Linked DNA regions of Homo sapiens: all the other regions are linked to region 1. A link is a contact called in ENCODE Hi-C or POLR2A ChIA-PET data. All regions are on one chromosome and are shown on one strand. The core of a region is the stretch at or near the end of the contact, and the rest is flanking DNA. Distances in the headings are between cores, read along the strand shown. Region 1 holds the start of GPATCH3 (G-patch domain containing 3). Region 2 holds the start of MAN1C1 (mannosidase alpha class 1C member 1). Region 3 has its middle 11 kb from the start of ATP5IF1.

Region 1 (4,311 bases), core at 485-2,984:
GAGATTTGGAATATGGAGTCTGTGTCTGGCTTTGTCATTGGTGAACCAGAGGGGCATACACCAGTCTTACCTAACTCACTTGGGGAAGGATGTTTTTTTGCAATATGCTGTGTTCCAGAACACAAAACAGTGGGAAGGCATTTCTTAAGCCTTAGTTTTCCAGGATCACAGGGCTTGGGTAAAAGTCAACATTATCAATAAGTCTTCTGATAAACATGTGCAGTCATTTTTTTTATTGTTTAGACAAGGGTCTTGCCAACTTGGCCAGGCTGGTCTCAAACTTCTAAGCTCAAGGGATCCTCCTACACCAGCTTGCCAAAGTGCTGGGATTACAGGCGTGAACCACTGAGCTTGGCCCTTTATTTTTTGCTTTTGTTTGAGGTCTCTCAATCTACAGGTTCCTCCTATCACCCAGTATAATGTGTAGACTTTGTCTGAATTATGAATCAATGAATCAATAGTAATCAAATAACCCAATTAAAAAACGTACAAAGAGGGCCGGGTGCGGTGGCTTACATCTGTAATCTCAGCACTTTGGGAGGCCAAGGCGGGTGGATCACCTGAGGTCAGGAGTTCGAGACCAGCCTGACCAATATGGTGAAACCCCGTCTCTACTAAAAATACAAAAATTAGCCGGGCGTGGTGGCACGCACCTGTAGTCCCAGCTACTCGGGAGGCTGAGACAGGAGAATTGCTTGAACCCGGGAGGCGGAGGTTGCAGTGAGCCGAGATCGCACCATTGCACTCCAGCCTGGATGACAGAGCGAGGCTCCATCTCAAAAAAAAAAAAAAAAAAAAAAAAAGACAAAAAGGCGGGGACCGTGGCTCACACCTGTAATCCTAACACTTTGGGAGGCTGAGGCCAGTGGATCACTTGAGCCCTGGAGTTCAATACCAGCCTGGGCAATGCAGTGAGACCCCATCTCTACAAATAGTTTAAAAAATTAGCCAGGCATAGTGGGTTGCATCTGTGGTCCCAGCACTCCAGCCTGGGCGACAGAGCGAGACCCCAACTCAAAAATAAATAAAATATTACCTACAAGTGCTGAGTCAAATGATGTGTAGCTTTGCTTTTACTAGATAACGCCAATTGTTTCCCAAAGTGGTTGTATCAACTTACATTTCCACCAACAGTGTATGAGAGCTTCAGTTCCACCATGTTGTCATCGACTCTAAGGTTTTAAAGTTTGCCAACATAGTGGATGCAAAGTGGGTCTCGCTGCATTTCTTTTATTATTGAGTTGTGCATCTTTTCTTTAACGTAAGCCTCTAGTAACTCATAGCACTTTCATTGTAAATTGGACCTGCGTGTTTCCTCTTTTGCGAAGTATCTTCGGCCCATTTTTCTACCGGGTTATCTTTTTCTTACCGATTTGTGGGAGTTCATCAACACATTTTGGAAAAATAAATGGAAGAACGACTAAAGGTTCAGAACTGAGGAAGGTTGAGATTAGGTGTGCAATATCCACAACTAAATACCTCAAAAATGACCCCTCCCGCAGGCTTCTTATTTGGTCCTCATGAGAGCTTTATGAAAGAACTCTATGACCCCATTTTCCAGGTGAGTTTTTCCATCATCGCCGGCTTCCCTCTGTGGGAAAGGAACACAGAAGACTTCGGATCTTCCAGCTCCAGGTTCCACAACCCCAATCCCAAAGGACTAGTTAGAATTTTCACAATCTCGCAACGCAGGGGCTGGAACGTTGCTCGCGGTGTTCTCGCGAGACTTGGTTCTAGCTGATCATGTGACAATCCAAGATGGCGGTGCCCGGCGAGGCGGAGGAGGAGGCGACAGTTTACCTGGTAGTGAGCGGTATCCCCTCCGTGTTGCGCTCGGCCCATTTACGGAGCTATTTTAGCCAGTTCCGAGAAGAGCGCGGCGGTGGCTTCCTCTGTTTCCACTACCGGCATCGGCCTGAGCGGGCCCCTCCGCAGGCCGCTCCTAACTCTGCCCTAATTCCTACCGACCCAGCCGCTGAGGGCCAGCTTCTCTCTCAGACTTCGGCCACCGATGTCCGGCCTCTCTCCACTCGAGACTCTACTCCAATCCAGACCCGCACCTGCTGCTGCGTCATCTCGGTAAGGGGGTTGGCTCAAGCTCAGAGGCTTATTCGCATGTACTCGGGCCGCCGGTGGCTGGATTCTCACGGGACTTGGCTACCGGGTCGCTGTCTCATCCGCAGACTTCGGCTACCTACGGAGGCATCAGGTAAGAGTGAGAAAGTTAATAGACTGGGCCTACGGGCCTGGAACAGAGGCACCTTTTCAGAGGAGTGGTGAGGATAAGTCAGGCCTCTGGTTAGGACTCTATGAGTTTAGTTCATATTCTAGACAGAGCTTCAGGCTCAACTTGCAGGGAGTTAGTCCAATACATGGAGAAAAATAAACCGGAGAGGCTTATTCGGAAGAGCCTTCATTTTGTTAGGTCCCTTTTGAGACCCTTTCTCTATCCAAGGGGTTGATTTTGCACTAACACAGAAAGAAAAAAGGAAATCCAGTCTCTAACCCTTTTACTGTCTTTCTCTCCTGCTCTCTCTGTGCTTCCTACCCAGTCCTTTCAGTAAGATACAAATGAAGAGACAATCTTTTCTCTGGACAGCTCCCACTTTCATGGGAAATCAGTTTGATGGGGAAACAGGACAGTGCAGAGCCCTCCAGTTCACACATTCAACAAATGCTTACATTGCTAGACCTAGTGTGACTAGCTGGGTATGCAGAGAACAGTTGGACATAGTGTGTGCTCAGAATCCACAAAGGAAGACATTTGGAAAAAGGTTATTGCCACAGAGATGTCATTCTAATTGTTAGCATTCACTGAGCACTCTGTATTTAGTAGGCGCTGTTCTAAGCCTTTTGTTTTCTTACCCCTCTCAACAGTCCTATGAGATAGGAGCTGTTGTTTCTCCCATTTCATAGGTGAAGAAACTGAGGGAAGCCGAAGTTATGTGACTTGCCTGAGGTTACAGAGTTAGTTAGTGTCAGAGCTACAACAAACCTAGGCATCTGTTCCAGAGCCTATACTGTTTATCACCAAGTGCTGTGAGATGACAGAGAAGGGAGAAACTAACTTCCTAGATGGATCATGAAATGTGGCTTTCCATCTGGGTCTTGAAAAATAAATAGGAGTTAATAGGAGAGAATGGTGTTTCTGGGTTTCAGGGTAAATGGCGTTTGCAAAGACACAGCTTTGAAAGCCCGTGAAAAACTTTCAGGGCATGTTAAATTGTTCATTGTGGGCTGGGTTGCAATGGCTCGTGCCTGTAATCCCAGCACTTTGGGAGGCACAGGTGGGTGGATCTCTTGAGCTCAGGAGTTCCATACCAGCCTGGGCAACATGGTGAAACCCTGTCTCTACCAAAAATACAAATTAGCCGGTTGTGGTGGCGCATGCCTGTAGTCCCAGCTACTTGTGAGGTTGAGGTGGGGGGATCACTTGAGCCCAGGAGGTGGAGGTTGCAATGAGTCAAGATCGCGCCACTGTACTCCAGCCTGGGTGACAGAACGAGACCCCATCTCAAAAAAAAAAAAAGAAGAAAAAAAAGAAATTAGGAGAAAAATTGTTTGGTGTGGCTGGAACACATCGTATGAAGACATGCAGGAGGTGGGAGTTGGTGACAGCCGAGAATCAAAAGGTCATCAGGTGGGTAGATATCACTTGAGGCCAGGACCAGCCTGGACAACATGGCGTAACCCTGTCTGTACTAGAAATACAAAAATCAGCCAGGCATGGTGGCACATGCCTGTAATCCCAGCTACTTGGGAAGCTGAAGTATGAGAATCACTTGAACCCGGGAGGCGGAGGTTGCGGTGAGCTGAGATTGCACCACTGCATACGCCAGTCTGGGTGACAGAGTGAGAATCTGTCTCAAAAAAAAGAAAAAAAAAGTTCATCAGGAGCCAGAGCTGGAAGAAACTTGTATGCCCAGCCAAGGTGATGAGAAGTGACATGAAACTACTAGGTAGTTCTGTAGTTCCGCTTGGGGAGAGATGAAAAGACCTGGAGAAGTTTGAGAGGGAGGAACAGCATGAGGCTAATGGATTTATTTTATTATTTATTTATTTATTTTTGAGACAGGGTACTCTGTCGCCCGAGATGAAGTGCAGTGGTGCAATCTTGGCTCACTACAGCCTCACCTCCCAGGCTCAAGCAATCCTCCTGCTTCAGCCTCCCAAGGAGCTGGGATCACAGGGTGCACCACCACTCCCAGCTAATTTTTTTATATTTTGTAGAGATAAGGGTCTCACCATTTTGCCCAGGCTGGTCTTGAACTCCTGAGCTCAAGCAATCCTCCTGCCTCAGCCTCCCAAAGT
Region 2 (4,138 bases), core at 1,217-3,716, 1.3 Mb after region 1:
CCCCTCGTGGCCTGGGGGTGTCACTGCAGCCCCCTCTGCATTGCTGGGCACCATCCGCACGCAGGCAGTTCTAACAGTGGTCCAGCAGAATATTTAGTGGCAGTGGCAAGCTGGCAACTGTCTTCAAGCCTTGTGAGGCTGTGTTTGCTTTTGATTTCTTAAACTAAGACTCAGACTTAAAGTGATCCTTCTAAATCCCTCCTGGTACAATCCCTACAGGGAACCAGCTCAAGATCTGCTTCATTATGCCAATAACCTCGGAGCTTCTGTAATATGACCACTGCTTTATCATCTCTTCCTGCATCATATGCAATTATGTACAATTGTGTACAATTGTTCTGAAGCTCAATAAGCTCAATAGAAACAGAATGCACAACATCCTCTGGTTTGTAGGTTGCTTACTAGATTACAAAATATTTGCAGGACACCAAATACCCCCTTAAATCCTGGGTTTTTAGGTAAGCAGGTCCTATAGGGGTTTTGGACTTAAGGTCACACAGTGAAAAAGAATGGGACCAGTGGCTCTGTGTCCACAAATGCAAAAAGAGGGTGCACTAAGGAACCTGAACTCCACTCTCATTAGCAACTCCACAAAGGGAAGGAGTGGAGCTCACTGGGCCTGGGGGTTGGATACGACATACCAGAGTCTGGGAGTGAGGGGGCAGTTGGTCTAGGGGTTCAGCTGCCATCTGTCACGGTGGGGACGATTAACTGACCCGAGTGGTGGGAAACTGTGTAGGGAGGAAAGAAGGTGGGACATTTGGGAGGAAAGGGGAAGGTGCAAAGTGCAGTCTGCAGGGCCAGAAGTAGACCTGGGACCAGGAGTGACTGAGGCAAGGGAAAGGGGTGGGAGCGCCAGAGGGTCTTCTCTCCTTAGAGGGGGCAGTTGGTGGGAGGAGTTTGGGGGCTGAGTCCATACCTCCTTGATTTTCTCCCGCTGGGCTCGCACTTGGCTCTGGGGCTCCTGACTCTCATCGGCCCTCGTTCCCAGGACCGGGTGGCGGAGACGGCTCCGGAATGCGTTGAAGTCAAAGCGGAAAGGGACGCCCTCGTCCCCGGGCCTGGAGGCCGGGATGCTATTGCCCCGGGCCGCCGTGGCCTCCTCGCGGGGTCCAGTGGGGCGGGTGCGCCGCAGCCCCCCTTTCCTGCGGCGGGGACTGGCCCAGCTGCTGGGGTCATCCTCGCCCGGGGCCGGCGCGGCGGGGGCCGGGTTGGGAGGCGGCTCCTGCTCGCGGGCCGGGGCATGGCCGGCGATTTCAGCCACCACTTCCAGACCAGGCTGCTGGGTCCGGGGGGCCAGGAAGAGGCGCTTGAGGCGAGAGGAGTGGGGCAGCAGGAAGAGGGCCCCGAAGCACAGGGTGACCAGGCCCGAGAGGAAGAGGAGGAAGAGGAACTTCTGCGGCAGCCGCAGCCCCCACGGGGAGGCCGGGACGAAGCCGGGCACTTTCCTCATGAGCATCGTGGCCCGGCCGGTGGCTCCAGAAGCCCTCGGAGTCCAGGCACGTGTCTGCGGGGGCGCGGTGAGGGGAGGGCGTCCGGAGCGCCGCCCGGGATGGGGGTCCCTGGGCAGGGTTGCCAACCCTGAGAGTTTCGCCGCTTCGGGGGACTGTCCCCGAAGTTCAGGGAGTTTGGAGCGAGTCCTCCCGCGAGGAGGCGGGGGCGCAGCGGCCTCGGCGGGGCCCGGGCGAGCGGAGCGGCACGGCTTGGGGCCCGGGCCCGCAGCGACCGGCCGCGCGCCGCAGCCTCCCCTCCGGCCGAGCCCTCCCCGCCGCGCCGGGGCCCGCGCCTTCCCGCGCTGCGGCCGCCGGGACCGTCACATGCCGTCCGCGGCGTCCCGGCTGTCCGCGCCGAGGGGCGCCCGCAGGCCCGCACCAAGCCGCCCTCCGCCCCCTAGGCTCCCGCCCGCGCTGGTAGGCGCCCAAAGTTTCAGCTTCAGAAGCAGTTTCCGGAGGGGACCGAGGCGATGGGGGGCTGGCGTGTCAGCGCCGCCCCGAGCGCGCGCACACCCGGCCCGGTCGCGACAGCGCCCGGGCTCGACTATCGGGACACGTCCACAACTTTCTCCGCCGCGGAGAGGGCGCCGGGAGCTGGGAGCCGGAGTGGCCAGGGAGCAGGAGCAGGCACTTCCGAGCCTGCGGGGGCAGGGGGCTTCCCCCGGGCCCCAGACAGCGCAGGGATGCCTGGGTCCGGAGCCGCGGCTGGGCGGCTGCAGATGCGCCCGGGAGCGCGGGCTCCCGCCCCTCGAACTCGGCAGGGCGCGGGGCTCCCACTGGGATCACCTGTTCCCGGCCCCGCCGGCTCCGCGGAGCGCGCAGCCCTGGCCGCGCCTCCCCCGCTGCAGCTGTCTTCCTCGCAGCGGCCGCTCCAGACCGGCCGCTGCCGCCGAGCCTGCGCCCCACACGCGCGCACAGCCACCCGGCCGCCTCCACCGCCGTCCCCGCCGCCGCCGCCGCTCGGGCTTTCACTGCGACAGCGCCCGCCGCCCCGCCTCCTGCCGCCCGCCGGCCACGCCCGCCGGCCACGCCCACGCGCGCGCCCCGCGCCCCCTCCCGCCGCCGCCGCGCCGCAGCCGGCTGAGGGCCGCGCGTCCGGGGGCGGGGCAGAGGCCGAGCGCGGGCGGGAGCGCAGCCCGCTCCAAGCCCCGCCCTCCCCGAAGGGCAGGCGTCGCGCGCACCCCCCATCCAGCGGGCGCCAATGGTCCAGCGGCGCGGGGCAGGCGAGGGCGGGGGCGGAGAGCGCAACGAGGGCATTGGCTGCATCCGAGGGATCCCCGTTGGGCCACAGTCGTCCATTGGTTACTGCCCAGCCTTCGCTGGACCCCAAGCGACAGAGACCACCCCCCAGCCCGCCCGCGAGGCTCGGGTTGGTGGCCCCCGGAAGCGGGCCGGAGACGGTGTTGCTCTGGAGGGGTGTGCCCGTCGCTGGGTGACCTCTCTCGCCCCCGAGTGCCAGCCCGGGGTTGTCAGGGAGCTGGCAGCCCGCGCCCTGGCGGCTGCCCCGGGCTTCTCAGCGCTAACGCCGGGCTGCAGGGGTGCTGCTGGTGGCTGGAGCCAAGCCAGAGAGCTGTGACCGCGGCCGGGTCGGCGGAGGTGATGTTTCCACTGGCCCCCTCGCAGACCACTGGCGTGCCTTCCTTTTCCCACAACCCTAAACGGGGCCAGGGCTCCTGGGTGGAGCACGGAGGGAGGCTGACCGCAGCCTTGAGAAGCAGCGAAAGGAAGAGAGCCCCGGGCGTGTCTACAGAAGACCACACACATAATGTGACGGACGTCTACCTTGATGCCTACGTGTGTTTATATGCACATGTGTGCGTCTGGGCATAGATCTATATGCACACAGAGACTGGCATGTGGGTGTGTACATGCACTCAAACATACACTTAATTTGGGTATGGACACCCAAGTGATTATACCACAGTATGCATAGACATATATGTAAATTAGTACAAACATGGACATGTGCACCCGCATACCCACAGACACTCAGGCAACAGATAACCTCCAAAAACAGCCAGGCATCAACTCCCAGACACGCGTGTCCTCAACCCCAAGGCCCTCACATCTTCCTCCTTGGACTTAGTCTCTGCATCTTCCCTTCCTGTTAAACCTAACCCAGGGTGAAGCAACATTGTGCTGTGTGGGTCTTTCATGCAAAACACTTTATAGAGACAAATAACAGCAGAGGGAGAGACAAATTAAGAGGTTTGTAATAGGCAAGAGGGAAAATATCTACTTTCAGCTGCAATTTAAAATGAAATGCAGTGTTGACGAGACAGAAAATACTGCAGGGAAGCCTTTCCCGACAGAAGAAGCGGGCCAGGCAGGCTCTCGCCTCGTAAATCTTGCTTCTTCCCTGAGGCCTGCTGGGGATGGGCGGCTGGGACTCAGTCATCCTTCTACCTCTGGCCAGACCACTGACAGCAGACCCACCCTCGATGTTTAAATATCCCTGGCATGCAACTTTCTCTCAACTGAAAATGAAAGTGGGTAACAGGTGCAAACATTTTGGTCACTGGAGATGACTAATCCTTCCCAATCCCACAAATATATGCAGCTTAAATATAAAATTCTAATTCAGATATTTCAATCTCTTGTGAGTTTCGTTGGCAGGTTGATGTGGAGCCAGCTGTGCAAATCAG
Region 3 (4,326 bases), core at 139-2,638, 1.3 Mb before region 1:
AATTACTCATGAAGCAGGCATTGTGCTAGGTGGGGAGGGAGGTCCTTCCTGCACAGAGCTGACAGGTGCCGAGCTGTCAAGCTACACAACCAAAATTGTCCTTTGGAGTTGTGCATTAGCAGGCAGTACAACCACAGACTCCCAGAAACAAAGCCAACTATCTCCTAAGAGCACTTCCCAGGAGTCAGGCAATTCGGGTGCCAGCTTTTAGCCAAGTAACCCAAACTGAATTTTTTTTTTCCAGCTCTTTGAATCTGTTTCCCTATCTGTAAAACAAAGAAATAGAAATTAGCTCTAAACTTGCAGAGTCATTATGGAGAGAACTGGTGCCATAAAGAACTGGCAGTGTATATAATTCGTCTTCTCGATTGCATACTGAGGACAGAAATCTTCAGGTTTGGAAACGTTTACCCTTCTTAAATGCAAAAACTAACGCACTGGGTGCTTTTGGGCAAATTGCTTGGTTGATTTAGTTTAGTTTTGTCGGCTGAGTGGTTCCTCAACGCCCCCTGCAGGCCAGATCCTGCTATAGCTAAGTCAGAATGGAGTAGGAAAGGGCTGGCCCAAACCGTTTTGAGTTTATAGGATTGTTAGGGTCCATGTCACCGCCTGAAGGTCTTGAAAAGAGGCCAGGCAACAGCTAAGTAAAGGTCTGTGGTTGCTGAAGATTCCCCCTGCTGCCAGCAAGGACCAGAGTCCTAAAATACTTCACAGCCCGAATGCACTTTCCATTGTTTTGGCTTACTACCTCTCTTACAAGGCAGGAAGCCTCAGGTCGAGAGAGAGGAATTTGCCCAAGGTTCCCTAGGAAGTTGGCCACAGAGTGGAGACTAGAATCTCGAGGTCCAGGGCTACCTACACCTTAATAGGCTGCCCCAGGAGAGAAGCCTCACATTTTCAGAAAGAACAACTTCTCCCTTTCCTCTGGTCTCCCTTCCTTCCCCAACCCTCCACTCCTAGAGGCTCTATACATCCTATTCTCAGAGAACCACCCTGAGGCTTGTCCCTGGAGCAACGCCTCTGGCCTCCCACCATCCTGTCCTACCTTTCCCTATCCCCAGCGGAATTCTGTACCCCGACCCCCTCCCTAAAAAGGCCACACTTGGAATCAGGATATCGGAGTTGAAGGTTCCAGTTCCAACCCTTTCTTTGTGAACCTCAGCAAAACACTTCACTTCTCTGAACCCGTTTCCTGTTTTTTTGTTTTTGTTTTTCTTTTATTACGTTTTTGTTTTTCTGAGACAGGTCTCGTTCTGTTGCCCAGGCTGGAGTGCAGTGGCGCGATCATAGCTCACTTAAGTTTGGAGCTCCTGGGTCCTCTCACCTCAGCCTTCCGAGTAGCTGGGTCTACAGGACTGCATGTTAAATGTTAAATGGGGCAATAGTTTACCTCCACCGTTCTATTGTGAGAATGAGAGCTTATGCATGGAAACCCCTTAACAAGGCTTGATGCAGATGAAGTGCTCAATAAACTGTAGATTATCTATATTTTTACTGTTATTTTGAAGGATCTGGCTCAGTGACTGGCTGATAGTGGTGGGTGTTCAAGAAAGGTGCCTACAACCATTAATATTAAAAGTTTGGCGCACATAGCCTGGCATTTAGTTGCAGTTTAATAAACTGTGGCTAGTATTGTTTTTTTGACCCCAGGACGCCCAGTGCGGTTTCAGCGTTAACAACTCCTTAGCGAAAATTGCAGAACAGACTTTTCGCTCAGCAACAGGCTCCTCTTACGTAAACCGCACCGGCCAATGAGCAGGAAGATGGGCGGGGTTTCTTGGCAGCCAATAGTAGCCCGCAGCGGCGCGCAGGATAGGCCCAGGCTGGTTTCCAGGCTGCGTACGGAAACGAATCCCCGGGGCTCTTTGACTGGGGGCGAGTCTTCGAAGTCGCCAGGCTCTGCCTATCAACCGGGTCCTGATTGGTGCAGGCTGTGGCGGTCCGCCCCTGACTCCGTCTAGCCCCGCTCCGCGAGAAGAGGCTGAACTGCCCCATCTGCTTCTAATTTCTTTCTTTCTTTCTTTCTTTCTTTTTTTCCCCTCTTTTCCTTTTCTTCTTTTAAATATACGTTTGGAAATTTGCCGGGCGTGGTGGCGGGCGCCTGTAATCCCAGCTACTCGGGAGGCTGAGGCAGGAGAATCGCTTGAATCCGGGAGACGGAGGTTGCAGTGAGCCGAGAACGCGCCACTACACTCCAGCCTGGACGACGAGAGTGATACTCCGTCTCAGTCAATCAATCAATCAATCAATCGTTTGATTTTCGTTTTATGCTTTTACTTCCAAATTTATATTTATTGCAAAAAATGTGGAATATAACAAAGTGTAAAGGTGAAACTGAAATAACCCGAAATTATATTTCCCCCTCTGTGGTTTTTTTTTTTCCGTCTCTGTGTTTTTCAATGTTTTTCAGGCCTTCTGTCTTGAGCTCGTATTACTGCTGTTCACTGATGTATTGTAAAAGCGTAAAACCGGACGTGACCCAAATGTCTATCAAAGGAGACTGATGAGAGAAATAAACGGATTTGTTCACACAACGGCTTCTACAGCAAAGAAACAGAAGGTAGCTCCAAGTGCTCTGAAATGGAAAGGTATGCAGGATTTCCTGTTAGGTTAAAACAGAACGAAGCAAAAACCGAGGTTGCGCAATGATACATATAGAACAGTCTCATAGTTGTATACATAGTTACACAGAGGAAACAAAGATCTGGAAAGATGTGTAGTTTGCACCTGTTACCATTGGTTAGCTCTGGGGTGGACGGAGAAGGGAGAAGTTTTAAGATTCTTTATATAATACACTTATTTAATATCTATCTATGTGCTAAGTTGTATTACATTTGTTGTTTTTTAAAGAGATCCTTTTAAACAGAGAAGGGAGAACTCCCTCAAATCCCAATTGCACTACAAAGAGAAACCAACATGTTGGTTATTTTTATAGCATATAAGTTTATATACCGTATTAATAATGTATAGCTATATAGCCTGCTTTTTCCACTTAGCACATTTCATAATTTTTGTAATATTAAATATTCCTTAAATATAATTGTTAATGGTTGCAGACTATTCATGTATGCTATAATTTATTAATCCTTATTGAGAACATTTAGGGTTTTCTTCCCAATTTTTCACATATTTCAAGATGAGATAAAACTCTTAAATAATTATATTCCTGATTAATTAAATTCCTAGAAAAATTCGTGAGTTGAAGACTATGAACAAATAAATTTAAGGCTTTTTTTTTTTTAAGAGAGGGAGTATTGCTGTGTTGCCCAGGTTGGTCTCAAACTCCTGGGCTCACATGATCCTCCTGCTTCAGCCTCTGGGGTAGCTGGGACTACAGGCCACTGCACCAGACTTTAACACTCTTGGGCCAGGCACGGTGGCTCATGCCTGTAATCCCAGCACTTTGGGAGGCTGAGGTGGGCGGATCACCTGAGGTCAGGAGTTTGAAACCAGCCTGACCAACATGGGGAAACCCCGTCTCTACTAAAAGTACAAAATTAGCCGGACGTGGTGGCACATGCCTGTAATCCCAGCTACTCGGGAGGCTGAGGCAGGAGAATCGCTTGAACCCGGGAGGCAGAGGTTGCGGTGAGCCGAGATCGCGCCATTGCACTCCAGCCTGGGCAATAAGAGCAAAACTCCATCTCAAAACAAAACAAAACAAAACAAAAAACCCAAAAAACAAAAGACTCTTAATGCTAATTGTAAAACTTTTTTTTTTTTTTTGAGATGGAGTCTCCCTCTGTCGCCCAGGCTGGAGTGCAGTGGGGCTATCTCGGCTCACCACAACCTCCACCTCCCAGGTTCAAGTGATTCTCCTGCCTCAGCCTCTCGAGTAGCTGGGACTACAGGCACGTGCCACTACGCCCGGCTAATTTTTTGTATTTTTAGTAGTGACAGGGTTTCACCGTGTTAGCCAGGATGGTCTTCATCTCCTGACCTCGTGATCTGCCTGCCTCGGCCTCCCAAAGTGCTGGAATTACAGGCGTGAGCCACCACGCCTGGCCGAAACTCTTGAAAGTTTGTTTCTGTGAACATTATTGATGCCTAAGATGGGCCTGTGCTATCCTTGTGGGGGTGTCGGTGTGTGTGAGAACAGAGCTGAGTAATGGCCAAAATCTGGCTGCCAGGATCAGACAGGTGACAAGAGAGGCAAATATAAATAGCTCAGATAAGCAAAGACATCCAAAAATACTCTGACCCAGACACTTCCGGGCACAAAACTCTTTCTGTCTTGCATTGTCCTGGTTGTACTTGGACATGCGATGGGTCAGAATTTGGTTTACTTAATATATATTATTCAGTCTTCTGGGTTTGAAGAATTTA

The links. Hi-C counts contacts between places; a loop is a spot of excess contacts on that map. ChIA-PET counts read pairs that join two places held with the same protein, here RNA polymerase II (POLR2A). Pooled maps may share reads with other maps.
Region 2: a loop to region 1 is called in a pooled map, with 4 times the contacts of the local background. The contact joins the promoter of MAN1C1 here to the promoter of GPATCH3 in region 1. A Hi-C loop is called at or near these places in 1 of 50 pooled maps. POLR2A ChIA-PET finds 5 or more read pairs at or near these places in 2 of 52 experiments (CD8-positive, alpha-beta T cell and H1).
Region 3: a loop to region 1 is called in a pooled map, with 6 times the contacts of the local background. The contact joins the enhancer-like site here to the promoter of GPATCH3 in region 1. A Hi-C loop is called at or near these places in 1 of 50 pooled maps. POLR2A ChIA-PET finds 5 or more read pairs at or near these places in 2 of 52 experiments (activated CD4-positive, alpha-beta T cell and activated T-cell).

What each region holds. Positions count from the first base shown.
Region 1 is chr1:26,897,890-26,902,200 of GRCh38, reverse strand. It overlaps GPATCH3 (G-patch domain containing 3), which reads left to right and starts at 1,734. Exons shown (of 7, transcript NM_022078.3): 1 at 1,734-2,209. The coding sequence starts at 1,759. It also overlaps a transcript of NUDC not described here. RefSeq lists an enhancer at 1,670-1,789.
Region 2 is chr1:25,615,119-25,619,256 of GRCh38, reverse strand. It overlaps MAN1C1 (mannosidase alpha class 1C member 1), which reads right to left and starts at 2,466. Exons shown (of 12, transcript NM_020379.4): 1 at 920-2,466. The coding sequence starts at 1,459. RefSeq lists silencers at 2,241-2,530, 2,551-2,840 and an enhancer at 3,031-3,200.
Region 3 is chr1:28,244,838-28,249,163 of GRCh38, reverse strand. No RefSeq gene overlaps it. Among named protein-coding and RNA genes, the nearest start is that of ATP5IF1, 11 kb to the right of the region's middle. RefSeq lists enhancers at 562-761, 2,003-2,172, 2,981-3,480. Within about 2 kb of position 1,388, at least 38 of the 41 ENCODE cell types and tissues checked have a DNase peak (open chromatin) inside an H3K27ac peak, as active enhancers do.